Regions from separate parts of the Mus musculus genome. Here all the other regions are linked to region 3. Evidence: chromatin loops called from intact Hi-C (ENCODE). Cell type or tissue: heart. All regions are shown on one strand.

Region 1 (4,000 bases), 600 kb after region 3:
CTTCCCGAAGATCCGCGAAAAGAGCGCGGACACCGTGAGGCCCATGGCGGGGCCCGGGGCGGGGGCGCGGGCAGGGGACGCGGGGCGAGGGCTGGAACCGGCCGGCCGCGGGGGGATGGGGCGCAACAGCAGAAGGAGGAGGCGCCGCCGCCGCCGCCGCCGCCACCTCCGCGCGTCCGGGTCCGCCCGACGTCACGTGGCCCCGCCCCTCCGGGTCCGCCCCGGCCCCGCCCCCCAGGCGCGTTTGCGGAAGAACTGAAGTCTAGGGAGGCCTGGCAGCCTGCCTGGGGACCAGGGCTTGGAAGGGGACTTGTTCTGGGTCTCCGGTGACCGCAGGACTTTGCTTTACTCTTAAGTGGTAAACTTGCATTCCTGAGAAGACTTTGATAGAGTCGAAAAGTACATTTAAAAGATTCTCAAAGTAGCTCATTGTCTTTTGTTTTGAAACACTATGTCCACTATGTAGCCTTGGGTGGTCTGGAACTTGCTATGTAGACCAGCCTAGTCTCGAACTCACGGAGATGTGACGGCTGCCTTGGCATCTTGAGTAGATTTTTATTACAGAAATATTTTCTTAAAACCCGTTGTCACTCTTATTTCATCTCTTTCCCTCCCCGCACCCCTCTCACAGGCTTGGTATCTTCATAATGTCACAGGAATCTTATTTTGTTTCTAGCTCCTCCCCACCCTTTTTTTTTTTTTTTTTTCGAGACAGGGTTTCTCTGTATAGCCCTGGTTGTCCTGGAATTCACTTTGTAGACCCGGCTCGCCTCGAACTCAGAAATCCACCTGCCTCTGCCTCCCAAGTGCTGGGATTAAAGGCGTGCGCCACCACGCCTGGCTCCCTCCCCACTTTTATTTCGTGTTCATGTGTGGAGGTGTAGCTCTCAGAGGACAACCTGTGGGAATATGTTCTCTCTTTCCACCGTGTGGGCCCTGGTGATAGAACTCAGGTCAGATCATTGGGCCTGGGTGGAAAGTGCCTTTACTGCTGAGTCGTCTTACAGTCCCCACAAGAGTCTTGATGGAAAAGAAAAAGGAGACTTGATGGTGTGCTCTTGAGATGAAAATCTTTTCATGTCTTGTCACCTAAGGTAAAATCTAAATGCCTTTAAGTTGGGTCCTTTGTTCCAGCCTCATCAGTAGCCACCCTTCTCCCACACCATAAGCTTCCTGGGCAAGTTAGGCTCACTGATGCCTGACGTCCCTATACACCTTTCCACTTTCCTCCATGCTGGTTTCCCACATCTGCATTGAGCTTGGCAGTCTACTCATCTCTCAAACTTCAAATCATTTCCCCTAAGAGTCTCTGTCCTGGCAGGTGCCTCATCTCCTTTATACCACTTCTGCAATGCCCCGACACACTAGTGTGAAGGCAGGAGCTACCTGTTTGAATCTCTGTGTCCTTGCTGTTAGGAGTTTCTTGGGACAAGGCCATGCTTCTTCAGTAGTGCTATCTGGCATAGCATGTAGTATGTTGAGAGGCAGACTGAGATAGGACTCCTAAACTTCCTAGCTGAGTGACATTGGACATGTTACCCCTCTGTACATTTTACTCTATGTTCCCGTAAGTGTAACTCTTGTGACACAGCCCTGACCCCAGCATATGCTGGTATGCAAGATGGGCCTTATGGCTATATAATGCCCCTTTTACTAATCAGAACTAAGGGAGGGAGCTATTATGCTTTACGTTAACCAGGTACCGGCCTCGTTTTCCTAGTATGAGTCCTAACTGTTGCCCCAAATGTTGGACATTGCCCCAAATAGTTTGATGCGTCTTTCATCTATGTTTTTGGGGCAAATGCAGTGCGACGTCGCCCCCTGTCGCTCACTGGTGGTAGCTTGAGGGCAAAGTTAGGCATCTCCAAACCACTGCTCAGGTGCTTGCTCTAGACTTACCTACGGGTTACTCCCTCTCCAGGCCACCAGCAGACACGGTGCGGAAGCCCCACCCATCTCACGCCCACGGCGGGGCGGGGTCTGTGGCGTTTTGCTGCCGTCACTTCCAGGAGACCCGGAAGCGGTGCTGTTCCAGTTGTTGGGAAATCGTGATGGAACCCGGCTTAGTGTAAACCCTGGGCTTATCGTGGGCGGAGGGAGGCGGGTCTAGGTTGCGGTGGCCACAGGAGCGGCTAGGGCGGGACAGGCTCAGGGCCTGTACTGGAGAGCCTAGGCTGACTGCTCCTGCTAGGTCAGCGTCACTCCGCCTCCAGGTTGGAACTGGCTCCCACCTTCGGCCTGGCTCCTGCAGTGCTTTTGCCTGGCCACCGCGGCCCCTCATCCCGCCCGGACCGCTGGACGGACCGGGTGTATTGCCTGCAGCCAGACGGTTCTCTCTGCTTCACTTTTAGCTGTCCCTGTGGCTCTGCCCAGGGCTGCAAGAACGTTGACGTGGAGCGGTCCACGCCAGAACCCCCATGGAGAAGTTTGGGATGAATTTCGGGGGCGGCCCAAGTAAGAAGGATCTCTTGGAGACCATCGAGACACAGAAAAAGCAGCTTCTCCAGTACCAGGCAAGACTCAAGGATGTGGTGCGTGCCTATAAAAGCCTGCTGAAGGAGAAAGAAGCCCTGGAGGCCAGCATCAAGGTACTGTCGGTATCCCACGAGGCGGATGTAGGCCTCTCAGGTGTGCAGCCTCCAGGTCTCACGTTTCCTGATTCTGTGGATGACCGGTGCTCCACTCACAGTGAGGACAGCACCGGAACTGCCACTAGCTTGGATACCGCAGCCAGTCTTACAAGTGTCAAGGGTGAATTTGGGGTTGAAGATGACAGAGCGGCCCGTGGACCACTTCCCCCAAAGTCTGAAGAGGCCAGTGGGTCAGAGAGTGGCGTTAGTAGTAGCAGTGGGGATGGGCCATCTGCCGGTAGTGAGATGGACAAAAGAGTGCATCAGCTGAAGACTCAGTTGGCCACTTTGACTAGCTCCTTGGCGACAGTCACTCAGGAAAAGTCCCGTATGGAGGCGTCTTACCTGGCGGATAAGAAGAAGATGAAGCAGGACTTAGAGGATGCCAATAAAAAGGCAGAGGAAGAGCGGGGTCGCCTGGAGGGAGACTTGAAGGTGCTGCAAGAGCAGATAGCAGAAACCAAAGCCCGCCTCATTACACAGCAGCACGATCGTGCCCAGGAGCAGAGTGACCATGCCTTGATGCTGCGCGAGCTTCAGAAGCTCTTGCAGGAGGAGAGGACCCAGCGCCAGGACCTGGAACTTCGCTTAGAAGAGACCAGAGAAGCCTTGGCAGGGCGGGCATATGCCGCTGATCAGGTCGAAGGGTTTGAACTGCAGACCAAGCAGCTGACCCGAGAGGTAGAGGAGCTGAAAGGTGAGCTGCAAACCATTCGAGATGAGAAGAACCGACCAGACCCCCGGCTGCAGGAGCTTCAGCAAGAGGCTGCCCGTCTTAAAAGCCATTTCCAGGCCCAATTGCAGCAAGAAATGAGGAAGGTAATTATTCTCATATCCTTCAAATAGTCATTTTAGCTTACATAGGAAATTATTATTTTTCTCTTCTGGTCATTAGATAACTGTAATGCATCCCTATGTGTGTGTGTGTGTGTGTGTGTGTGTGTGTTTGTTTCTCTGTGTGTGTTTTCATGAGGCAGGGTCTTACCATGTAACCCAGTCTGCCCTTGAACTCACAGGGATTTGCCTGCTTTTCCATACCAAGTGCTAGGATTAAGGGCACCCCTCTCCCCACTTAAGGCAGGGTCTTGTTTTAGTCAAGGGATGCCTGGTGAGATAGCGTGAGTTGTTAGTGTGAGTACTGGGACTTTGGTCTGGTTCCACATTCCCAACATGCATAGTGATATTTGATGCCAAGTGAAAAAATTGCATCAGTGAGTCCCGTGAAGTGTGGCTTTGTGTGGTGTCCTTCTAACAGGATGAAGAGTTCCTGAGTATTTCTGGGTTCAAGCCAGATAGCTCTATCTAGGCCTTGGGTGTTGGCATCTTACCAGCTGTGCTGCTTGAGGTGATACAGTGACAGCTGTGTAGGG
Region 2 (4,000 bases), 180 kb after region 3:
TATATAAAGCAGCTTGATGGCCAGAAATGATGATCTATCTACAAAAACAGCAAACAAATCAAGGAGGTTGGCAGAGAGAAGGTAGTAGAAGCAAGGCACTGCTCTATAAACTGACGGGTAAGAACGGCTTGGAGGTTGTGGAAGAGCTGCAAGAAACCACTCAAGAGCAGACCATGCTCAAGAGACAAAAACATGGAAGTTCCAAATTTGATCATACCTCTTAAAATTAGCCCAAAACTGTAAAGAGTGAACGTAGACAGTACAATTCTGAATTCTAGTAAGGGTGCCTAGAATATTCCTGGGATAGTGGCCTTAAGCCTAGTGACTTTGTTTTCCTTAAAAACATCTATGGTACAGGAACAGGTTGGAACATCTTCAGGCAAAAGGGGAAAAAAAAGTCAAAGGCAACACAGAAGGACCCAGGGGACCCAGGCTCCCAGTCAGACTTGATTCTCACTTGTCTGGTACCTCCTCTAGGATGTTTTAAGTTAAATTAAGAGTTTGTTGATGGAACTGTTTGTTCTGTTGTCATGAAAAATTTAGGGACTGACAGCTATTAGAGAAGGGACAGAAGGAGACAGAAGCTAGGCCTCCTCTTCACCCAGCCCCAACTGCGCTTAAGCTCAGGAGCTCAGTGGGGTATTTATAGCTGCCTTTAAATTTACCCAACTCACCATAGAGAGAGGTAATGGGGCGCCCTTTACTGCTGCTAGTGGTGATTGTCCTAACATTCTTTAATTAGCAAAAAGCGTTGGCACAGCCACTTTCAAAGCATTTGATCTCACTGTCCTGGTGTTCTCTATTTCAGGCTCAACAGTCCGCACTCCCTTAGCAGAAAATGCACTTTAGCAAAACCGAAACTGACAGGCACATGCAGATGTGAGTGCAGATGTGAGTGCAGGTATGTCTGTACGCCTGTGTCCATATTGCAACTCACTCTGCGCATCCACAACTGTCAGAAACCTGCACGCCTTTACGTTGCCTCCATAAAACTGCCTCTCAGGAGTCTCTCAGCAGGAGTTAGGAAAGTCCAAAGTGAGAACTGGAGATCTTGAGATCACCAGGATCCGCTTTATTCTTCTTGTATTAAAAAACAAAACCAACAAATTGTAAACTACCTTTTCAGAGATGATAATGGAGCAGAGTTAGGGCTAATGGTGTCCATGGAACAAGGGGTCCAAGCTCTTCTCCTCAGGCCTAAGAACAGTTTTACTACTGAGGAGAAGAGCTGGGAAGGAAGGAAGGAAGGAAGGAAGGAAGGAAGGAAGGAAGGAAAGAAGGAAGGGCCAATGTTGTGCTTCCATGGGGGAATGCGATGAACACATAAACAAATTCCCAGACATAGTCATCTTTGGAAATGGTACAAAGCAAGCAAAGCTAAAGCTGGGGAATGTAATTAAGACTGCTCAAGAAGCTAGACCAAGGATGTGGGAAAGAGCAAGCTATGTTGAAGATAGAGCAAAATCCCAAGGGAGAGAATCAATTTAAGAATATTCCAGAATATGATGACCAGTGTAACTGTCACGCTAGGAGTATGGAGGGGTTTGATAAATGTCAGGACTGAGGTTGAAGGAAAGGGATAAAGGCTGAGGAGCTGTGGTAGGCATTTCCGTTGCTATTCAATTTATGAGGAAAATGGAACATTTTAAGTAAATCAATAACATAATCTGACGTAAAGTCAACACGATCACTTTAGTTGCTGTGGAGAATAGATTACAAACAGTACAGGTTTTTACTAATCTAACAGAGATTACCTTAGCAGTTCTAAATATGTTCTGGGGTCATGTGAGATGTTGACAAACTAGTACACTAATATTAACTGCTGGGTGTGGTGGCACCTGCCAGGTAGATCTTTTCATGTTCGAGACCAGCCTTATCTACGCAGTGAGTTCTAGGGCATCCAGGGTTATAGAGTGAGATCATGTCTCAGAATTACATTAACTGTTAGAAATAGAAAAACCACTTTATGGATGAAGAATTAGAAGTTCTAAATTAGGAGCAATGCCAAGAGTAAGTGATTCTAAATAATAAAAAGATAACAGAAAGAATTCAATCAAAAATTGACTAGACAAAACTTTTTTTTTCTATAGTAGCTTCCATACTAAAAACAATAAATGTATCAGACAGAGGTGGCACATGACTTTAATCCCAGCATTCCAGAGGCAGGAGCATGTGGATCTAGAGTGAGTTCCAGGACAGCTAGAGCTACACAGAGAAACCCTGCTTCAAAATCAATCAATCAATCAATCAATCAATCTGTATAAAACAAACAAAAACAATACATACTATTATTAGTGTTTGCTGAGACGGTCATGAATTCCAAAACTTCCTTGTACTCCAATAAGATAAAAGAAGTTGACTACTTTACACAGGAAGGATCTGAAGCTTAAGGATTTACACATACACAGTACAAAGCCTATCTGAGATTCAGGTTCAAGTTTGTCTGATTCCAGAGATTCCTCATGGCCACCACTGTGCTCTAACACTTGACGGCATGTACATGTACACACTGCGTGTAATCTTGTAGACTGTAGTTAGGGTACATGAGTAGCTTCAACAGATACATCACATGCGCATCTGTGAAGCAATTAATTTTAGGTGTGGAACCCTGATTCATAACCTAGTTTGCACGGATTATCCTGGTGGGCCCTAAATTCAACCAGAAGTGTCCCTCTAACTTACAGACAGGAAAGAAGAAAATGAGACAGTGTGACCATGGAGGCAGAGCCTAAGGGGACACATTGACAAGACAAGGGCTGCCTCCAGAAGTCAAGGCCACTCAAGATTCTTCAAGGAGCAAAGCCTTACTAGACTAAGAGCTTTGAGCTCCTAAATCTCCAAGAGAATTTGGTGGCTGAAGTCACTGACTATTATGTGGAAATGTTTTTATGGCAGCCAAAGAAATGAAGTCACTCTGCTGGGCGTGGTGGCGCAGGCCTTTAATCCCAACACCCAGGAGTCAGAGGCAGGCGGATTTCTGAGTTCGAGGCCAGCCTGGTCTACAAAGTGAGTTCCAGGACAGCCAGGGCTACACAGAGAAACCCTATCTCAAAAAACCAAAAAAAAAAAAAAAAAAAAAAAAAAAAAAAAAAAAAAAAAACCCACAAGAAATTAAGACACTCATTACTTCTGTAACCATAACAAAACTTCTTAAATCCACATATAAACTAGTGAATCTAATGGTTTCTTAGCTCAGTGCTGTGTTTACAGCCTTAAGTACCTATCAACAACCAGAAAATGTTACTAAAGTTATTCTATATACAGGTTATTAAAGAAAGCAAACCATTGGGCCTGGATGGGCCAGTGTATCTGCAAAGAGGGAAGGGGTATTCATAGGTGTTCTACTGGACATCTTTGATTGCTGGCCCTTATGTGTGACTGTGGCAAGAATGGTACCCCAAACTTACTTTCTCAAGAAAGGAAGAGCCAGCTAGCAAGCAGGAGGCCTGGCTTTTCACTCCAGCCCAAAGGCACCACCAGCCCTGGTGAAACTAGTCTCAGTAGAGAAAGTCTCAGTAGAGAAAGAAGCCTTTGTAATCTGTCCAGCTCCATGTAATTTCCCTCCCTCCCTTTCTTTTTCTCTAGACAGAGTCTCATATATCCCAGGCTGGCTTCAAAGTTGCTATGTAGGATGACTGTGAACTGAATTCTGGGGTTATAGGTGTGCTCTATCATGGCTAGTTAATGCAGTGCTTTTGATAGGCTTGAGCTATATCATAAGCCCAGCGCTCTGTAATGGTTATCAGCTACCTTGTCTTATTTCAGATGAAGTTTTAGAAAATGGCTCTTGCTAGGCTCTATGGAGTGCCTCAACCCTGCCACCTTCAATCCTGGGGACAGAATCTAAGGCACTGGAGATGCCATGTTGGAGATCTACTACAAAGCTATCGTCCCAGCCCACTTTGACTTCTTCTTCCTTTTTTTTTTTTTTAAAGATTTATTTATTTTATGTGAGTACACTGTCACTTTCTCCAGACACACCAGAAGAGGGCATCAGATG
Region 3 (4,000 bases):
TGAACTACAGGCTCTCTGAAGACACGACAAACAAAAACAGAAAAAACAAAAAACCCTCCAGTGTGACGCTGAGCGATAGGTATCAAAGAGGCCCCTACTTTGAGAGTCTCTGCCCCAAAAGACTGAGCCCTGGGTTGTATCAATGATCCTGCAGCCTTGATATTAAAAGAGCTTAAAAGGGGACTTCTTAGTCTTTCAGCAAAGGATCCATGTCCTGGAACACTGGTCCACAAGCTCTGTTCCTGTCCTGAATGCCCTGACCACACCTCTAAAGGGCACAGCCTTCAGGATGGGTGTGTCCTGGACCCCAGGACCTCTTCAAGGGCAGGGTCAGATCTGAGATAATTCCTGGCTGGACAAGGTACAGACTCTGGGGGAAAAAAGAGGAAAGGAACGAAGAAGAGAGTGGAGAGGACAGAAAAGAGTCCAGAACAGAGATGCTGTGTGACTGGGGTCAGCAGCTGCCCCAGGACTTAGGGTATAAATGTGAAAGCACCAATAGGCCCTGTCCAGTCCCCTGTGTGTGACTGCCAGCTTCATTCAGGAAGTTCTTTGGTGTTCTCTGTCACGCCCCCAGGTCCCGTTGGGAGCAGGTGACCTTGGGGAACAACAGAGAAGCTTTGCAGGCAGAAGATGTTCACAGGTGGGGTGGCTGAACAAAGTAGCTGATATCATGTTGGTTTACAGAGTCGCCAGTTGTCGGGCTCATGGGAAGTGATAACTCCAGCCACCTTTGATGTCTCTGCACCAGCCGGACTCCGGGAAACCCTTAGGCTTCCTCGCTGCTGCTAAGCTCTCAATCCTTTCTCTGGACGTATGGGCCATGCCAATAAAGGGGCTTTGCATCAACCTCCTTCCTGCCTGGTTACCAACACCGCACACACACACACACACACACACACACACACACACACAACACAAGAAAGCTATACACAGGTGGTCACGTGGATCCCACCCCAAAGCTGACATTCACTGGGCCCAGAGTCGGGACCCACGGCCCTCTGTGGAAGTTGTTATTATCCCTGTTCTGAGGATGAACAAAGTGAAGAACAGAGAGGGTTAAGAACTTTCCAGAAAGCACACAGCTAGTCCTAGAAGACGGATCTGACTGTCTTGGAAGTCCGGGTTCTTCCTATGAACGTTAGGAGCTGAAGTCTTTTCCAAAAGATACCCTCTAATGGGAGCAGTTCCCCGAGGGAGCCAAACTGAGACTTCAGGTACTCGACTGAGGAGCAAGGGGCAGTCAAATGTCCAGGCTGTGTTCCTAGAAAACCCATTTTGAGAGGTGACTTATTCCGGGTGATGAGCAAACTGTAAACAACCTCAGTGAAGGGCGCCCCATATAAGCATCCTTTCCCACCTACCTCTACCTCGCCCCAGGCTCTGCGGCTCTTGGGGAGGGACTGCTTGGCACAGAAATCCCTAACCGGCAAGGAAAGACTGCTGTCCTCCAGAGTCAGACAGCAATACCCTCACTCAATAGAGGATGTAGGGTGAAGTTCCCCAAGATGACCGCACGATGCCGCCCTTGAGCTACGCATCCCGTTCCAACCCGCATGCTGGGGACCGTGGCCTAGCAAACCTGCTTTGTTGGGGCCAGAATTGAGAAGTCAGAGAGCATCGGGACCCTGAGCTCCTGTGGTCATGAGTCAGCCTTGTAATGTGGCCTGTCCATGTCGTGCCTTCTCCGCCGATGTCTTCCTGTCTCCAGGTGGTGGCGTTCACCCCCCACACCTGCAGTTCTCCCTTCTGACCTGTGAACTCAGCTCTCCTTCCTGAACTGCCACAGCACACTCCAGCAGCCCCACGTAGGCTCCCTTGCCACCCTTGAACTCGGCGAGACTCACACACCAGCGTACATATCCCCTTAGAATTGCCTCCTGTGGTTCTGCACAGGGAGGTAACCTTCTGGGGGCTTTTGTTTCTCAAGATCTGTGACTTTGTTAGCAATGAGATTGACACCCCATTCTTTGTCCAGGGTTGCCCACCCATCCCGCACCTGGGCGTAAAAAGAGCAGAGAGATCCAGATAAGGAACGGCATAGAACCAGGAAGCACAGAAGTAGGGTGGGGGCACAGGTGAATGAGATGGATGCCCATGTGGCCATACCTGACGTGCCTCACCACAGCTGCAGAGTTGTACCCAACTCCCTTACACTGGCAGGAGCCACCACCGGCAATTGTCATCACCTGTCCTTACCACCTTTGGAAACTGAGGACGCGGGGTCTTTAAATGTTCCTATGTCAGTCCTCTGCTCTTTATTGCAACACGGAGCTTCAGAAAGTTCCCCTGGATTTTACCTCACGCCTTGTGTATGGACTCTCCTCAACGCCTCCTCTAAGGATGACTGACCGCAGATTTCCCCCAAGTCGGCCCCCTTTCTCTAGCGTGTGCAATCCCCCCTCCTCCCTCTAGATGGCGGTGAATCAGAGGTTAGTAATGATATCCGTTCAGTTAACTTGAGCAGTCAAGGATTTTATTTGAAGGACTAGTAGTGACTCACAGGAGAAAGGGGGTCATGGTGACTGACTCAGGCTAAGGGACGGCAGGCAGACACCTCATCCTGCCGCAGAGGCTTACCATCTTCACTCGGCTGCTGGGATCAACTGTGGTGTTCCCAGTCACAGGTCCCTCTGCCCAGGATTCCAATAGCCAGGCCTGTCTTGGATCTCATGTCTACCCAATGCCAGGAAGGAGGGCTAGGCATATTGAGTGACAGCCCTGAGAGGTGTGCCCATGATAGCCAGCAACATCTACCCAAGTGGCCTTCGCTGGCTTTGACTAAAGCCACTCCTACTAAACATTGTCTATCAGGAAAGGTATGAGGTCACTGGGGCACAGAATGTCTTAGGACAGTGGTTCTCAATCTGTGGGCCACGACTCACTTGGGGGTCATATATATCCTGATATCAGATATTTACATTATAATTCATATTGGTAGAAAATTACAATTACAAAGTAGCATCAAAACAATATTATGGCTGGGATCACCACAAGATCAGGAACTGTATTAAAGGGTCACAGCATTAGGAAGATTGCCAACTTAAGGCTTAGGGCTTGATCCATGGTCACCCAGCAATACTAAGGTATGGCAAAGACGCCCTGGATCCACATGGTAGTCTTGAGTTTGGTGTGACTCACCTGGAGCCCTTGGGGGTCTCCCCTGTAGACCAAGCCTCCCGTAGATACTTTTTGGGGTAAGGGCTTCCTGACTACTGTCGAGAGAACAGCAAGCCCAGACCGCAAAAAGATCCAAAGGAGACAGCTGTGGGAAGGTTGCAGGGTGCAGCCCCTCCAGGGCTGGGGCTTGCTTGCGACTGCAGATGGGGTCAGGGAAGCAGAGCTGGGACCTGGAGAGCAGGAGGGTGGGAGAGGGAAGGGGAGAGAGGGGGAGCCTTAGGATAAATTCAGGCAGCCAGGTGACAGGAGCCCCAGTTGCACCCGCTTCTACCCACCCCGTGTCAATCGCATTCTCACCTGGCAGGCTTGTAAGGAACAGAGCGGTTGGTGCTCTGGCATGCGGGGGCAGCTGGAATCTGTCTCCTCCCCTGTCCTGTGAGGAGGATTTTACAGTTTCCTGCTATGACTGGGAGTCAGTCAACCCAGGCATCTCCTATGTCCTGGATTCCACTGCATTAACAACCCCAACTCCTCCTGGGGACTCACCAAGAGCCCCACCCCACCCCCCAAGAGGCTGTCACTGGACAGCTCTGGGCTGAAGGCATGGATTCTGTTCAGCATCAGCAGATACTATGGTATGATGAAGAAAGGTAGAGGCTCCAGGCCAGCCCCATTTGGCCTGCCCCCAACCTCTATGGTCTTAAACAACTACAGTGACCCTTCTTCCTAAGTTCTTCCAGAATACAGGTAGAAGGCTTCCTAGCAGCCCTGCTCCCCAAACCTGGGTCTGTCCCACTCTTCCAGGAGGTCCTGAGGCCCCGGCCACAGAGAGCAGAGAGGTCCCAGCTGGGAGAACATTAAGAGGCTGTAGACTGGATGA
Region 4 (4,000 bases), 68 kb after region 3:
CTTCCAACATTAATATTAGAATAACCCAGTGAAGTTCTGCAAAGATTTTGCAGCATTTTCATTTGTATTGTCTTAAATTTATAGTTTGAGTTGAAACGAGCTGACATTTTTATAACAGTAACTTCCAACCCAGGAATACCACCCATGAATATGCGAAACGCTCCGTTTCTTCAGATCTATGTTCTTCAGCGTCTTCTGATTTTGCTCTATAAAAGCTTTGGGTATTTTGTTAGCTTTAGTCCCAAGTGCCTTAACGTTCATTGCCCCATGAATATTTTTCTGCTCTGTTTTCTGATTGGGAATCAGCAGCTGTGTACATTGGGTTTCTTTGTTAACATTTCTCAGATACTTTGTTTTAAGTTCTCTTTTGAGAAGGTACTTCCTACATTGAGAATTCTTGGCCCTTCCATTTCTGGAAGTAGCAGCTAAGCTACACCGACAAGTCTTGTCATGTTCATGTCTAACCTGCGGGAAACACGGTTGTTCTTGCACAGCTGCGATTGCGGTAAGTGAATGAAGTCTCCGAGGGACCGAGAGCCTGACACCGAAGTCGTAACCACACCAGCTGGATGCACTTGCCCTGGGGATAAATGTCCACACGCACAAATGCAGCAGGAGGAACTTTGCAAAATGAAACTTGGAGGGACTGGAAAGATGCTGCAGTGGTTAAGAGTGCTTACTGCTCTTGCAAAGGACCTGAATTTGGCTCTGAGCATCCATGATACTTGGCTCACAAAAGGCTATAAAGCCCAACTCCAGGGGGATTTGCCACCTCTGGCCTCTGAGGATACCTGTGCCCAAGTGCACATACACACAGAGAAAATATTCACACACACACACACACACACACACAAGAATTAGAGAGAATCAGTGAATTGGAAGATAATAGCAATATTTCAGTACAAATGAGCACATAGAAACTAGGTAAGAGATAATTTGATTTATGTTTAATAACAGTTCTAGAGGAGAAAAGAGCAAAAAAACCAAAGAGCTAACAGCTAAGAGTTTTCTAAAATTGAGGCTAGATATCAGTCTCTGTTTACTCCAGGCAAGATACATTAAAGAAATTCTAGGGCTAGATACAGTGTGACACACACCTTTAATCCCAGCACTTGGGAGGCAGAGGCAGGAAGATTTCTGTGAGTGGAGACTAGCCTTGTCTACATGGGGAGTTCTAAGACTAGACAGAGCTACGAAGATGCCCTGTATCAAAAAAGAAAAGAAAATTCTACTCTCTATGGAGAAGAAAGACCACCCACAAGTTCTTTAACATCTCTCAAAGTGGACTCCGATTTCCTTTCCTGTGTGAGCTAGGTTTCACATCTTTCTTCTTCCTTAGGGTCCCCACAGTCTTTTGTTTCTTCCTTTCTTTTTTTGAGAATTTCCTCATCTGACCCTTTAATATATTCCTTAGTTTCTAATTATTCTCATTTTTGTGGTACCGGGATTCAAAATCAATACCCAATCCATGCTAGGCAAATGGCCTACCATTGACCTATGCTGCGATTCTGTTTTGTTTATTTTAAAAGCTACATTTTTCATATCTAATATTTTATTTCCAACCAGGACATTTTCACACCCAGTGCTGCCTTGCCACTTGGGTCTCTCTGTTTTCATGGTTTTGCTGCTTATTACTAATATCTTTTTTATCAGTCTGTGTTTATGAGGCTAATTAGAAGATTTTCTCCATCTGCTTTGATGTTTATTATGCCTCTGACAGGATCTGAGGCGCAGCGTGTTGTTTTTCCTCGGGGATGGCTGTGCTGACTCTGGGTTTCTGACCGTTCTGTCAGGCAGTGCAGAAGGCCAGCCCTCCGTAGTCCTTGAACTCAGCTCTGGGCCATGGGATGGGCTACATGAGATTTCACGGTGGAGAGTCCCAGTTCTCCAAAACCTCGGCCCTATCCACAAAACAACTTCTTTAAAACTTAAAAGTACAGGGTGGTGGATGGCTGAAAGGGAAAATGTGCATGCTGTCAAGTGTGATGACCTGAGGACCCCCGTCGTAGAGAGAGAGAAATGACTGCCAAAAGTTGTCCCTTGGCTTCCACATATGTTCTGTGGCCTGTGCACACCCACACACATATGCATCCATCCACAAATAAGCATACTGAAATATGCATTTTTAAGGATTGGCATGCATGGGCCCTGAGAATGTGTAGAGTGAGGGGTAGGGCAGAGATGGATGGGAAATGCTAGTCTGTCATTTTTCTCAGCTTCTCCCAAGTCCAGAGCTTCTAATTTTACTTCCAGGAGTCGCTGAATCAGAGGCCGAGTCTTAGCAGCTTCACAGAGCCAGTGTCTTCTCAAAGTGCAGCTACTTAGAAGCAGGACTGCTCTCACACCTCAGGGGTTCCTTGGTGCTTTGCGGATGCCTTTCCCAAGGCACCAAACGCCAGCGGGTGCGCTTGCATTGGATCTCCGCCTCCTGTCGGTGAGAAACGGAAGTGCACCCTGCTCTCTGCTTGTGGATACTCAGCTCCACTGTAGCTCAGTGGTAGAGCGCTTGCCTAGAGTAAGTCAGCCCCTCCCCCAGAAAGGTTGTGACTCAATTCATGGATGTATCGCTTGCTTCTGCCAATAGGTTGTATATAATAGTTCAACTTAAAGCTTTATTTTAAAATTATTTATCAAAGTGTGTAGGCACGTGTGCACACATACGTTTTATACACCGTTTTGGTCTCTACCTTTTGTGTGTGTGAGAGGCTGTCTTCGGATGTTCAGGATCTTTGGTTGTCTGTTTATGGCTCAGATTGGAAGCTGTGAAGGTGCTTAATAGCCCTGAGCTGTGTGAGGTGGGCGGAGAGGGGAGGGGGCTTGGGGGTAGGAAGGTGTAAGTGTGTGGGTGAATGGGCTGTTTGGTATACCCCAATGTAAGTAGCTGATCTTTTTTTTTTTTCCTTTCGTTTGTATGTTTGAGACAGGGTCTCATATAGCCCAGGCTAGCCTCAAACTCACTGTACAGCCAAAGATGACTTTGAACTCCTCATCTTTTGCATCCACCTTACAAGTACTAGGATCACTGGCACGCCCCATCACGCCTACGCTAATAGCTGATCTTTCTTCTTGGGAACTTAGAGAGATGAAAACTGAACAGTTTTAGCATCTGAGTATGTGTTAGCTTAAGTCTCTTTTGCGTGGCTATAATCTTCACACCCTCCCAGCTGCTTGTCTCAGTCCAGATGTTTGCCAGGGTGGGATGGGATGTGGCTTGTTCAGTGGTGGGCTGTCTCAGGGAGGTATCACTGCTTCCTAATCGGTCTTCAGCCTAGCAGTCCAACTAGCCTCACTCTTCACTTCCAACTACAGAAGCAGCTAGTCCTGCCCGTTCTCTGACCCTCCGAGGATGCTGTGGGGCGGAGGGCTTCCCACTCAGCCACTGTCAATTTGGATATAGCGTTCTTGGATCTGCCAAGCTAACAGCTTCCCGTCTGCCTCCCAGCTTTCAAAATATCATCACTGTTAGTTAGCCTCTCTTTGGTTTGCCCCATCCTGGTAGATGTATATCTAGCTTTGGTGGCACAAACACTGAATAAAATAAAATTGCGAGATGTTAATCAAAGGAACACATATTCCCTGCTCTGCTCAGACTTATAAATGGATCCCCTGGGTCCCCTGTCAATTTGTTTGCTTGAGCTATTATTCTGAAGATACAGGAAGAAAAACTGATGGAAACTCCTTGTCTCCTTCTATACACTCACTTCCAACATGGGAGGTGGAGCCAGATCCTGAACAAATAACCCTTCAGTAAACAGATGCTGGGATGTCCTCGGAACCCTGCTGGCTCTGACAATATCTCCCTAGCATGGCACAGCCTCATGTCACAGCCTCAGTCTCAGCCACTCAGCTTCAGATGTGAGGCTCAAGCCTAGGGTTGTGGTTTTGTTTTGTTTTAAAACGTATTTTCTTTCACCAACGGGCTGTAAATCAGGGTTCTCACTGTGTCAGCCTTGAGTTACACTCATTTGCATGAGAGGTTCATGAGACTCAGAGAAAAGTT
Region 5 (4,000 bases), 710 kb after region 3:
GTGGCCATGGGGTTGTAGTTGATCATAGTAGCAGTGGGGCTTGCTGGTGGCAGTAGCCGGGTTACTACAGAATATTGGTAGTGAAGGTGGTAATGGTGGCAGTGGGGCAGTGTCACAATGGTAATGGAGGTGGTGATTTGGGGGATGGTAGCTATGGAATTGCTGACAGTTATTGTTGATGGCGGTGATGGTTATTGTGGTAATGGCAGCTTTGGATTTGATAGTGGTGATGAAATGAACTAAAGAAATGGTTTGTTGGTGGCACACGCCTTTGATCCCAGCACTTGGAAGGCAGAGGCAGGGGGATTGCTGAGTATGAGGCCAGCCTGGTCTACAGAGTGAGTTCCAGGACAGCCAAGGCTACACAGAGAAACCCTGTCTAAAACAAAACAAAACAAAACAAAACAAAACAAAACAAAACAAAACAAAACAACAACACAAAAGAAATGGTTTGCACCCCGACTGAATGAAGTGTGGGGACTGTCTTAGGTCCCTTCGTTATATCTCCTTCACACTGCTCCCTTCTGCAATCTCATGGGGATTGAATAAGAAGGACTGAGGCTGCAAGTGCCCCATGGTGGCACAGTAGCAGTCACATCTCTGTCATACATAATATCCCTGAGCCACTATACAGGCCGGTGACCGAGTCTCCATCTTGTCATCGTTATGCCAACTACTTTATTGTTGTCGCTCTGCAATCTTTGCTCTCCTACAGTAGTGTTTTTAAAAAGTCACATTATTTTTATGCAGTAAAACTTTTCCTTTTTAGGTGTATGGATTAGACTTTTTGAAAAATCTAGGTTTTCGTGGAACCGCTTACATCTGAGATACACAATGAATGCACTGCTCCAGAAGGAGGTTGGCGGCCCTTTGTAGGAGTCTCCCGTCTCTCTTTCCAAGCTCTGTCTCTGCAGATTTGTCTTTCTATGATAGTATAGACTTTTTTTCTGAGCACAACCCTCAGTGTTTCTGAAGTTTTCTGTGTCTGTTAGTGGTTACTTTAGGTGTTCTCCCCAAGTGCCAAACTTTCTTCTTTAAATAATGTTTACAAATGCATAGAAATATATCTGAGATTATATAATGAAAATCTGAAAATGTCTTATTAAAGTATTAAAAGAACTACTTTATGTTATGGGGATATGTATTCTCTATAGCTCATTAAGGACTATCTCTATTAACTCATTAAGAACTAGCTATTGCTAATATCTCTTAAAAGGTCTAATATGTATTATAATATCAAATCATCATGAGAATACAGTGTAGTTTGAGATATATATCTGTAATAGATATAATAAGACATGACAATATTGATGGTTTTTATTAGTGAAAAAGTTGGGTTTTATTCATATATTGCCTTGGGTCATGTATTTTGATAATGATAGAAAATGAATTTTAAACAGAGTCTGGTCAAAATGAAGTTTTATGAGCCTTTCTAATATAAATCATAAATTCCCTGACTTCAATTTGTACACTGTGGCTCCTATGTTTCTGGGTTTTCTCTCTCTGCTTCTCTTAAATATCTGTAATCAGTCAATATGCAGAGAAAGGGCTGCAGGAGATTTTTTTCTGGACCTGGCTTGGCAGTGGCAGAGGTGACCTCTTACATTCTTGGGAAAGAACTTGGTCATATGGCTCCACCTATCTGTGAGAGGGAAGAGGGAACCTGCTATAGCCTTGTATTAAAAAGTGAGGTGACTGGAGCATGGTAGGTAAGCCAGACTGCTCCTGCTTATTTAACCCTTGTGATAGATATCATAATAAGAGACCATCTTATTGATTCTAGCATGATTTTAAACAATCTAATGATAACATCATTCAATTAATAAGCCTGAAATTCAGGACAAATGTGGATTTTTCTCATCTAATACCTAATGCTTTTTGCAGGATGTTTTGATTGTCATTTTTAATGCCCTGTGGTTGAAGGATCACTGTAAATATCTACATGGATGAGAATATTACTCCTTTCTCTACAGGGCCCTTGTGTCTGGGGTTTAATGTTCTGTGGTTTCTGTCCTGAAACTTAACTAAGACATTGGTGGAACAATGTTTAGTCAGTGTAGACTATTGATACAGGAAGTGTCATTTTCCTTTGTCTATGACATCCCTTGTCAGGCTCTTCAGCTTTCTCTATCTTGGGGCCCTGGATCCACCTTTCCTCCACAAATGACCACTGCCACTGTCAGCCTGGGTCAGCAAGCAAGCTGCTTCAGCAGATGGGAAATATCACTGTTGCCTCTTTCTGCCTCAGTAAGGGTTCTTGGTTAGGTGCAAGGAGGGCCAGAGTCAGAAGCATGCCCTCTATTGTCTCGAGATAGGACAAGATGTCAGCCATCTCCTTTTAAAAGTTATAGCATCATGGTGTATTTGTCAGAGAGATAAGACAAAGCATTGGGCTTATCAAGGAGGTTACAATCCTTTGAGTACTTTCCTGTCTCAATGCAGAGGAAGATGGCGGAGGTGCACAGTAGCAGTGCTTACATGCTCAAAAATAAAAGAACAGGGACTGGAAAGATGGCTCAGCAGGCTGGGCATGGTGGCGCATGCCTTTAATCCCAGCACTTGGGAGGCAGAGGCAGGTGGATTTCTGAGTTGGAGGCCAGCCTGGTCTACAAATTGAGTTCCAGGACAGACAGGGCTATACAGAGAAACCCGGTCAAAAAAAAAAAAAAAAAAAAAAAAAAAAAAAAAAAAAAAAAGAAAAAAGAAAAAAAGAAGAAGAAGATGGCTCAGAGGTTATGAGTATTTATTGCTCCTGAAAAAGGACCCGGATCTGATTTCCAGAACCCATTTCTAAGGGATCCAGTGTCCTAATCCGGCCTCTGTAGGTACTCGGCATGAGTATGGTACACTTACATACTGATTTTGTTAACTATGGAGCATTACTTATGTGTTAAAAGTAACAGTATACTTTACAGTTTTAAATTTTATGGGACACATTATAGTAACTCAATGCATGTATAGTTGTTATATACCGTGTGTATGAATCCAGTTGGGGCACTACATATTTCTAACTCTACTCATTCATCTTTTCATGTGATGGGAATTTTTAACTCTTCTAGCTATTTTGAAATACATCATGTAACTATTGAAAATAAGGATGTCCAGATTTTTAAAAAAAATGCTTTTACAATATTTTTGAAAATGCAGGTTGGTTGGTTGGTTGGTAACTTTGCTAGTTGGTTCTCAAGTAGTAAATTTCAAGTGGTATGATATTAGGTCTCATAAAAATGGCAATCGACTTTGTTCTTCACTTCAGGAAAGTGGAGGGACTAGAGACTGAAAGCAGAGGTCATTGCTCTGCTACTATTTGAGACTACTGTTTTATGTCCGTTCTCAAAGCCATGACTTCACAGGCAATAAGCATTATTGCTTATAGCAAAAAGGAATGCATTGTGTATTGATCCAATTGTGTTTCCTTCTTCAAATTTTATATTTTCAAGTTTTAACCTCTAGTCCTCAGAATGTGACTTTACTTAGAAATACGGTCATCGCAGAATTATTATAGACTCAAGGTGGGGTCATAATGTATGTTCCTAACACACTATGACTGGTGTCTCGATACAAAAAGGGGATTGGGACATACGCATTTATACAAGGGAAATACCACATGAGGGCTGAAGTTATGCTCCACTAAATCAAGGACTCCCTAGCAAGTCCATTCCTTCACCGGAATTAGAGCCTCTTTCCTTGGGATTCTGGTATATACTGAAGAGCAGCTGAGACATCTAGGCTAACAACAACTTGATTCTTGAACTCTCTATTAGCAGGTAGGCATTGTTAGTCTCTCTCTCTCTCTCTTTCCCCCACCTCTCTCTCTCTCTCTCTCTCTCTCTCTCTGTGTGTGTGTGTGCATGTGTGCACGTGTATTTTCATTCTATAAGTTTTGTTTCTTTAGAGAACCCTGACAAATACACTGGAGTTTATAGACTCAGAAGATTATATTACCTCCTACTTGGAGTCATTGATATCACTTATTTCAGCCTATCTCTTAACTATTAAG
Region 6 (4,000 bases), 440 kb after region 3:
GGAATGAAAAGCCTAAGGAGTTAAAGAGCACAGCTACTGCTGTGAAGGACAGGCATTCAGTTCCCAGCACGCACTCCTGAGAGCTCTCCTCCTCCCAGAACTCCAGCTCCAGGACGAGCTCAGGCCTGATTTCAACTGGCACTGGCACTCATGTAAATGTAGCCCTGATACACACACACACACACACACACACACACACACACACACACAAACACACAAAATCTATTTTAAAAGCCACAATATCAGCCGGGCGTGGTGGCGCACACCTTTCATTCCAGCACTTGGGAGGCAGAGGCAGGTGAATTTCTGAGTTCGAGGCCAGCCTGGTCTACAAAGTGAGTTCCAGGACAGCCAGGGCTACGCAGAGAAACCCTGTCTCAAAAAACAAAAAACAAACAAACAAACAAAAAGCTACAATATCCCCTCTGTAATGAGGTACAAAGAATATGAACATCAACATACATTTGAAACCAGGAAAAAAAAATGGCTCACATAAACCCAAGCCAAGCACAGAAAACCGTCCTCAATGCTCCCACTTACATGGCTACAATAAGGCTGTATGACAAAGGATGGTGAACCTACATAACAAAGCAGGCTTGATAACCATTCTGTCACCAAGCAAATCCACAGCATAGCCATCACTTAGTAATCCTTTCTTACTAGACAGGCAGGCTGGTTTCTTATAAAGAAACGTAGATGGTTCTTTAAGAATAAACAGTGAACAAGAAAAAACTAGTGATAAGACAGAAGACTGATTGAAGTCAGAGACCACAAACACTGACTCTAATAAGGAAAGATGGAAGGTGACAGTCTATTAATGAGGTGCTGTGAGCTAACCATGGCACCCATCCCTAACAGTCTTCTATGTGGATTATGGATTATGTGGGTTGAGAAGGAAGCATATTCATTTCTCCAGCTTACTTTCACCAGAAAGGCTTCTACTAGCTTGCAGCTGTTCCCTGGGGCTGTACATACTAAACACTCTTCAAATTGAATTTCAGATGGTGCCTCAGCTGCACTAATTCTGTGTGTTACTCTGCATCTAATACTTACACGCCCAAATTGGTGCTCCTAGGCTTATGACAAGGTGCAGGTTTTTCCAAACAGACATTAAGCCACAGTATGCTTAGCTTTATACAGACCAAAGATTCACCTAGATCTCAGAGTTAAAGAAAATAAGCATTCATTCCTGTTAGATAGAGAAAAAAATGGAAACGGATGGCATTAAAGACTTTATATGACATTGTCATCAAGAAATTATGTTCTTCATGTCCCTAGCATTGATCGCTGAAGATGATGCTAGAATCATTATTAGACCCTAAGAGTTATTAGAACCTCATTAACAGAGTCCAATTACAGACAGAAAGTCAAGCTATTTTAGTTGAGCATTCATACCAATGGAAAAAAATAGAGCCTTCTTAATCACTTTCATTATCAAAACAGACTCCCTGCTGGAGCCTTTTAATTGGAAGTCTACCATTTTACAGGCATTTGCATTTTATCAAACTCTATTGACAGGACCAATAGAAATAGCTTCAAGTTCTGAGCTTCACATCTTCCAACTATGTGAAGGCAGCTGTGGTGAGCCACTGAAAGAAAAAAAAAAAAAAAGACAGCCAAGACAGGAAGCTGGGCGCCCAGCATGCTAGCATCTGGCTAGAACCTCAGCATACTGTGAAGGAGCCTTTCTACTATGTTAAAGGAGGAGGGAAATGAGAGAAGAGAGCAGCAGCAACAAGCCTTCGTTATGCATAAGACATTCTAGAGATAATAATCGAGCAAAATCAGAAGCGGTGTAGATGAGTATGTGACCAGGACAGTTTTGCATTGCAGAAACTGTAGAAAGACATCTCTCTCCCCTCATAGTCTAACATACACTCTATCTAAACATGACTGTGCAATAGTGTTGTTGCCATGAGCTCTGTTTTGTTATTTATAGAGGCTATCAAAGTACACAGCACTTTACAAACCACAGAACACAGGCACCAGAGCCTGGAGGAACTAAGCCTGAATTAGACAGGGACAGAACGGTAGGGGGAAACAGGAAAATATTGAGTTGCACCAAATTCATGGCAAGAACAATTCTGGGAGATAGCAAAAACAGGACTAAATAATATAATATCTAAGGGAGAATTCATAGAGACCACAAGCAACCTGTCTGTCATAAACCCTAACTTTCTGGCTACACCTGAGTCTGATGGAATGCTCTGTGATAGAACACATAGGACTGGATAATTTATAAAGCCTTGGAAGCTGCATGTCTACCTTCAAGCAATGTTGCAGCGGGCTTGATATCTAGAGAAGGCCTACCCTTTGCTGCCAAGGTGGTGCCTTGTTGGTACATCCTCCACAATGGAGGAACTCTGTTGCCCACATGTGGCAGGAGAGCACAGAACTGGCTAACAGGGAAACAAACACCTTTTATTATTTATGGGTATCAATCCACCCCACTCTGGTGACCTAAAATCTCCCCTCTTAAGTACATGGGGGATTAAACTGTCAGTACATAAATTTTGGGGGAAACATTCAGACCACACCAGGCATTAAACACAAATTGTGGTTCTCTGTCCATATGAATCAAGCTTATCCAAGGGAAATTAAAATATGAATGGTAAATAATTAACTATCCCAATGTTTACAGATGAAGAAAGAAGGAAAGAAGACTGATTTAAATACACTCTTATAATAGTCCAAAGGAGCTGTAAACCTATTAATTATATAATTCTGCCCACACATGTAACAGGCCCACAATACTCATCAGCTCAGGAAGTCACTGCATCCTTTATCCTTCTTGATAAATGAAAGACTTCAGCTTCTAAAACTTCTACCAAGGAAGAATTTTCACATGTCACAGAGAGCTACCAGGAGCACTCCCTAGGCCTCAGCCACAAAAGCTTTAATTGAAGGATTTAAAGCTTGCTCCTTAATTCAGTACTGTCTACACTTGCCAGAAACTGAAAAAAATGAATAGACAGATGTTAGTATTGAGTTTTACCAATTATAAAGGGCCTAATGTTGCCACACAATTTTGTGATGTATTATTATTGCCATGTGGCACAAAGCTTAAGGGACTTTCTCAAAGACACAAGACATGTCTAATGTCAACAGAATACCCAAAATAAATACTTACTTGATAATCTCTGTTCTAACCAGTCACAAGCATCAGACTGACTTTTTAAAATACAAAAAAAAAAAAAAAAAAAAAAAAAAAGAACATGACGATCAATAGTAGAATGTCAAGTAGAAATTCAAGTGCACCGGGTGTTACTTTTCAGAGACAAACCACTAGAGTCCAATGGCATCAGGGTGTGTTCTTAGACATAATTGGTAGATGATATTAAAATAATCACCCAGCTGATCCTAATAGTCTTCTCATAAATTTCTCTTTAGTTTCTCAAAGAGCATGCTGCCAATTCATTGCAAAAAAAACAGGTTTTGATCTCCTCTCATCCATCAACAGTGGCACCAGCCTTCTTCTCCATCCAAAGGGGAAACCATGTGCAAGAGTTCAGCCCGATTTCCCAGGAATTTTAGCTTCCACAGCCTGGTTTCTGAGCCCTCAGCAATGGGAGCAATTTACCTCGATCGACTTCACCAGTCACTGTTGCAATTTAGCTAAGACATTTCCCAAGAGCCTATTAGGAAAGGTTCCAATTTGAAAAACTCACATCTGATCTTACAAACCAGTCCTGGAAACATTATTTGAAACCAACTTACAAATTATTTTTTCCTCTGATCACAAATCCCTTTGTTATATACATAAATAAAAATAAGAAACAAGAAGACAGGATTTCTGAAGATCAACTCAACAAAAGGTCAAATATACTAACATCAAAAGAAATGTTGATACCAACCACAGCCTGCGCTATATGTGCCAAGGTTCTACTCCATTTGGTTTTGTTACTGTATCCTCTGCACTCAGCAAACTGAAGGTGGTGGCTGGGGCCAAAGGAAACCATTGGCAGCATCTGCAATACAGCAACATCTCAGACCCAGCAAG
Region 7 (4,000 bases), 74 kb after region 3:
ACAGTTGTGAGCCAACATGTGGGTATAAGAAGTTGAATCCAGCGTCCTCTAAAACAGTAACCAGTGCTCTTAACTGCTGGGCATCTCTCCAGCCCTCTTGTTTCATACAGGTTGAATGACATCTGTGAGGATCTGCTGATTTCTCCTAGCATGAGAGTTCTCCCCTCGATTTGGAACTCTCAGTGGGAAGATTGCCTGGTTTCTCTGCTGAGTGTTTTTACCTTTGTCTTGGCTACCTTTTGCTTTATCATCGGTTGGCACCCTGGGGACCACCAGTCCACCCCTGCCCTTGTGACGAGTGTATCATACTGGGGAAGTGTGTTCAATAAACACATCCACATGGCAGGCAGGAGTGATGATGCAAGGCAGGGAGACAAAGATTGCAGGGGAGGAAAGTCATTTAAACAGATCCTGGAAGTGATATAGCCGTACAACACACAGGGTGAAGATGAAGGCAAACATGCCAGGAATCTCCACAGCCGTAGCATTTCAAGTATGTCGGGAACAGTTGACTGGTAAGTCGACTGATATTTGCTAAGCAGTTGAAAGTATACAGAGTGGGTACGTGCAAGAACAGATTTCTGCGTGATGTTTATTGATGAGTCAAGTTTGGGCCTAAATCATGTGCCGCTCTCTAAGAGGCAATGAAGACCCATCACAGGGCTATGCCCATCTCCTATCCAAACAGGAGTCTGACAATAGCTGCTGCCATCACCACTTGAGAAGTGTCTTAGTTAGGGTTTTATACTGCTGTGAACAGACACACCATGACCAAGGCAACTCTCATAAGGACAACATTTAATGGGGGCTGGCTTACAGGTTCAGTGGTTCAGTCCATTATCATCAAGGTGGGAACAACATGGTGGCATCTAGGCAGGCATGGTGCAGGAGGAGCTGAGAGTTCTACATCTTCATCTGAAGACTGATAACAGAAGACTGACTTCCAGGCAGCTAGGATGAGGGTTTTAAAGCCCACACCCACAGGGAAACACCTACTCCAACAAGGCCACACCTACTCCAACAGGGCCACACCTTCTAATAATGCCACTCCCTGGGCTGAGCATATACAAACAATTAGAAGAAGTAAGTCCCAATCCCATATAATAGAAATGTGGAAGCTGGAGAGATGGCTCAGAAATGGTTAAGAGCATTTACTGCTCTTGCCGAGGGTGTCAGCAGCGGGTCCTGGTGTCAACAGAACACCTTTTCCAGCTGTGGGTCACTTGCTGGCACCATCTGGAAGCAGAGAACAGGAAGAAGGTGTGGGACCTATGGTGACAGAGAGCTGCCGGATAGCAGGCCATGTGGTGAACTCGATGGATTGTAGGAAGAGGTCATTCCAGGGATGTCAACAGATTCCCTGTTGGGGATGGGAGTGGCAGAAGCTAGAAAGGCTTTGTCACAGGCAGGCAGTCAGCCTGAGAACAACTGCCCAGTGAGCATGTGCTGAGCCCAGGCACTGGGCGCTGGGATTGGCTCTAGATGGGTCAAACGGCCATGCTCCTTAAAGATGCATTGGTGATGAAGCAGGGTCCAGGTCCTGGTCCAGAGCCTGCTACCTCCACAGAGAGGCTTGTTTAATGCTCACAGTTCCTTAGGGAAGGTGCTTTTGTTTCATTTTTCAAGGTAACTGGAAAGAAAAGGAGACTTGAAGGGTTACGTGATTTAGCCCAAATCACCCTGCTGGTTTACAGGGATTTGAACCTGAGTCTGAAGAAGAGCTGTGCTGCCATCATCAGAGAGCGGCAGCGGCGCTAACTCAACTCCATACAGGGAGGGTGGATTAAGGATCCCTCCTGGAGAAGAGGCTCTACGATCATAACTCCTAGGGATACCTGTGTACTACTTAACCAGAAACACTCAAAAACAAAAAAAAAAAATCTACAGGGTAGAAAAATCCTTGGAGCTTGCTTATTCAGGGCCCGCGGGGTTGATCCCTGTCCTCACAACCGCCATGACCCCTAAGTTCCTTCTTCCTTGTTGGACATCTAAAACCCTTCTAGAGTGCCTCTTCTGCAGGCTTCCTTTAATACATGTAACGGTTGGGGTGTGTTATACCATGGGCTGGGACAGGTATATCTCCATTTTCTTCATACAAGTAGGAGCATAGGTCATTCGTTCAGTCGACGAGAAGTTGCCAAATTAATTGCCCTACTTCAGAGGTAAAAATCCACTCCCCCAGAGGCTAGGGTTTGCTGGGGTCCAACTGGAATGGAAGCCCCCTATGTCTGGTCCCCTGGTGTCCCAAGCACAGATACTGCGCTCGCGCGCCCCCTTGTGGTTACCATGAGCGCTGCGGGTGAATGCACCATCTTCAGGGACCTGGAGGCTCCCTGTGGGGCCCAAAACTCTTTGGGGGCTCCTGCCAAGACTTTTCCAACGCCCTTTCCCTTTCCGTGTCCTAAAAGCTTTACCCCACATCTTCTTTCATGCCTAGTCCCCAAGTGCCCTCTCCCTCACGCTCACACCACTCTTTGCAGGCTCATCTGGAGCTTAGATTTCAGTGCAGAGGTGGAAATGGATCCTCTCACCTGTCCCCAGGATCTGTTTGCATTCACGGTTTGCTCTGGGGCTGAGACCCCTGAAGCCAACCATCTGCTTGCTCATGTTGACGCTGAGGTGACATGTCCTCTCCCTCAGCTGTCTGTGGCTTATCAGAGGTGCTGCTAGCCGCATTGTGGGTCCCTCTCAACGACCATAACTCTGAAAATGTGTCATTCTAACTGAGAATTGGCTCAGCAGCCAGACCCAGGAGGGTTCCATGCTAATAGAACATATCTTGAAGCAGCATAGGGAGACACGGGAGTAAATCTTGCATGGACAGACGGGTTTGCCAGGACTTGACTACAGGCCTTGAAATTCCTCCTTGAACACAAGCCATCTTACCCACAGGCCTCTCTCTGTCCCCGGGAGCCTTTCTGGGTTTATGACCAGGGTTCCAAGCCTTGGAACCACTCCGCACATCTATCGGGACAGCAGGGGTAGGGCCTCTTGTTCTTGGGAGCCACAGTGGGAAGAGCAACAACTGTCTGGCTGACAGAGACACAGAAGTGGCAAGAGTTCAGAAGGGAAGGGGGTGGGTGTGGCTCCACAGGAAGGGATGATTAAATAGACTGAATTCACGGGAGAGTCCTATCTGCTCACAGGACACCCATCAGTGCACCCAAATGGACCTGCACAAGGGAACATCGCCAATAATGAAGTTCTCATACGAGCAGATGGGAATCCTCGGATCTTCCATTCACCAGGTTCATGAATAAGTGACTGTGTGAACACATTCGTGATAAACACTTAGCATGTCTGATTCTCAACAAAGGCTCTGCTGCTCCCACTGCCTCTGCCCCTTCCTCTCCCTCCCCTCCCCACCCTCCCTCCTCTTCTTTTTTGGCTATTGTTGTGGTGGTGGTGGTTGGAGACAGGGTCTCTCTATAAAGCGTTGAATATACTAGATCAGGCTGGCCCCGAACATCAGCCTGTCTCCAGGCTTAAAGGCGTGTGCCAATGCCTTCTTTTTAAAAGCACCCGAGAGGAGCTAGTCGGAAGATTCTCTTACTTATTAAGTTTGGTTCAGCAGACAATGGAATCCCAGACACCTCCAAAAGGAGATGGAAAGAATCCAATAAATAGCACTCCTATTTTCTGCCCAGGCTCAGAACAAATTGAAAAGTCAGCACGGAGTGAGAGGTGATGGAGAAGTCAGACAAACCTTTCCTGCTAGCCTAGCCTGCGCTGAAGGACGCATTGGTGTGAGAAAGGAATGACCTGCCAATCCAACCTCAGGGGAAGCGGACATTCTCACAGGGAAAGTGAACAGACGGGTGTGGAAGAGGCCAAGTGTTACACAGATGCAACCCCATCCACGTGGAAGAGTGCTTACCCCGTTCTCTACATGCTAGTTGGTCCTTCTCAGGAAGTCAGGCATGGCAGTTCGCACCTGTAATTCCACATTCAAGAGACTGAAGTACAAGGAACCTGAGTTCCCATGCCAGCCTGGGCTACC

The links. Peaks named below come from ENCODE experiments on the same cell type or tissue, not always from the same donor. Only the 100,000 strongest peaks of a DNase experiment are listed, where the experiment ranks them.
Region 1: it touches region 3 in a loop (2.2-fold over the local background); 10 of 42 quality-filtered maps call a loop at or near these places.
Region 2: a loop joins it to region 3, with 6 times the contacts of the local background. A loop is called at or near these places in 11 of 42 quality-filtered maps.
Region 4: a loop joins it to region 3, with 5 times the contacts of the local background. A loop is called at or near these places in 36 of 42 quality-filtered maps.
Region 5: it touches region 3 in a loop (4-fold over the local background); 3 of 42 quality-filtered maps call a loop at or near these places.
Region 6: it touches region 3 in a loop (3-fold over the local background); 2 of 42 quality-filtered maps call a loop at or near these places.
Region 7: it touches region 3 in a loop (5-fold over the local background); 36 of 42 quality-filtered maps call a loop at or near these places.

What each region holds. Positions count from the first base shown.
Region 1 is chr6:28,419,734-28,423,733 of GRCm38, reverse strand. It overlaps Gcc1 (golgi coiled coil 1), which reads left to right and starts at 2,010. Exons shown (of 2, transcript NM_028900.4): 1 at 2,010-3,449. The coding sequence starts at 2,418. It overlaps Arf5 (ADP-ribosylation factor 5), which reads right to left and starts at 130. Exons shown (of 6, transcript NM_007480.2): 1 at 1-130. The coding sequence starts at 45. In heart, a CTCF peak has its summit at 1,846; DNase peaks (open chromatin) are centred at 223, 2,003, 2,693 and 3,173; H3K4me3 peaks cover 2,661 bases; H3K27ac peaks cover 2,140 bases.
Region 2 is chr6:28,837,446-28,841,445 of GRCm38, reverse strand. The region is part of intron 16 of Snd1 (staphylococcal nuclease and tudor domain containing 1); the gene reads right to left. Among named protein-coding and RNA genes, the nearest start is that of Lrrc4, 7.7 kb to the right of the region's middle. In heart, no CTCF peak of the experiment used is centred here; no DNase peak of the experiment used is centred here.
Region 3 is chr6:29,021,874-29,025,873 of GRCm38, reverse strand. It overlaps Mir129-1 (microRNA 129-1), which reads right to left and starts at 3,255; the gene lies at 3,183-3,255. In heart, CTCF peaks have their summits at 1,507 and 2,410 (motif pointing right); a DNase peak (open chromatin) is centred at 1,523; H3K4me3 peaks cover 314 bases; H3K27ac peaks cover 239 bases; H3K27me3 peaks cover 3,310 bases.
Region 4 is chr6:28,954,201-28,958,200 of GRCm38, reverse strand. Gm38779 (a long non-coding RNA gene) reads left to right here. Exons shown (of 3, transcript XR_868827.1): 3 at 495-813. Among named protein-coding and RNA genes, the nearest start is that of Gm40357, 8.7 kb to the left of the region's middle. In heart, a CTCF peak has its summit at 2,440; no DNase peak of the experiment used is centred here; H3K27me3 peaks cover 591 bases.
Region 5 is chr6:28,307,523-28,311,522 of GRCm38, reverse strand. It overlaps a transcript of Zfp800 not described here. Among named protein-coding and RNA genes, the nearest start is that of Zfp800, 48 kb to the right of the region's middle. In heart, a CTCF peak has its summit at 1,649; no DNase peak of the experiment used is centred here.
Region 6 is chr6:28,586,610-28,590,609 of GRCm38, reverse strand. All of the region lies in intron 10 of Snd1 (staphylococcal nuclease and tudor domain containing 1), which reads right to left. Among named protein-coding and RNA genes, the nearest start is that of Snd1, 110 kb to the right of the region's middle. In heart, a CTCF peak has its summit at 2,377; no DNase peak of the experiment used is centred here.
Region 7 is chr6:28,947,706-28,951,705 of GRCm38, reverse strand. No RefSeq gene overlaps it. Among named protein-coding and RNA genes, the nearest start is that of Gm40357, 15 kb to the left of the region's middle. In heart, a CTCF peak has its summit at 2,280 (motif pointing left); a DNase peak (open chromatin) is centred at 2,275; H3K27me3 peaks cover 1,214 bases.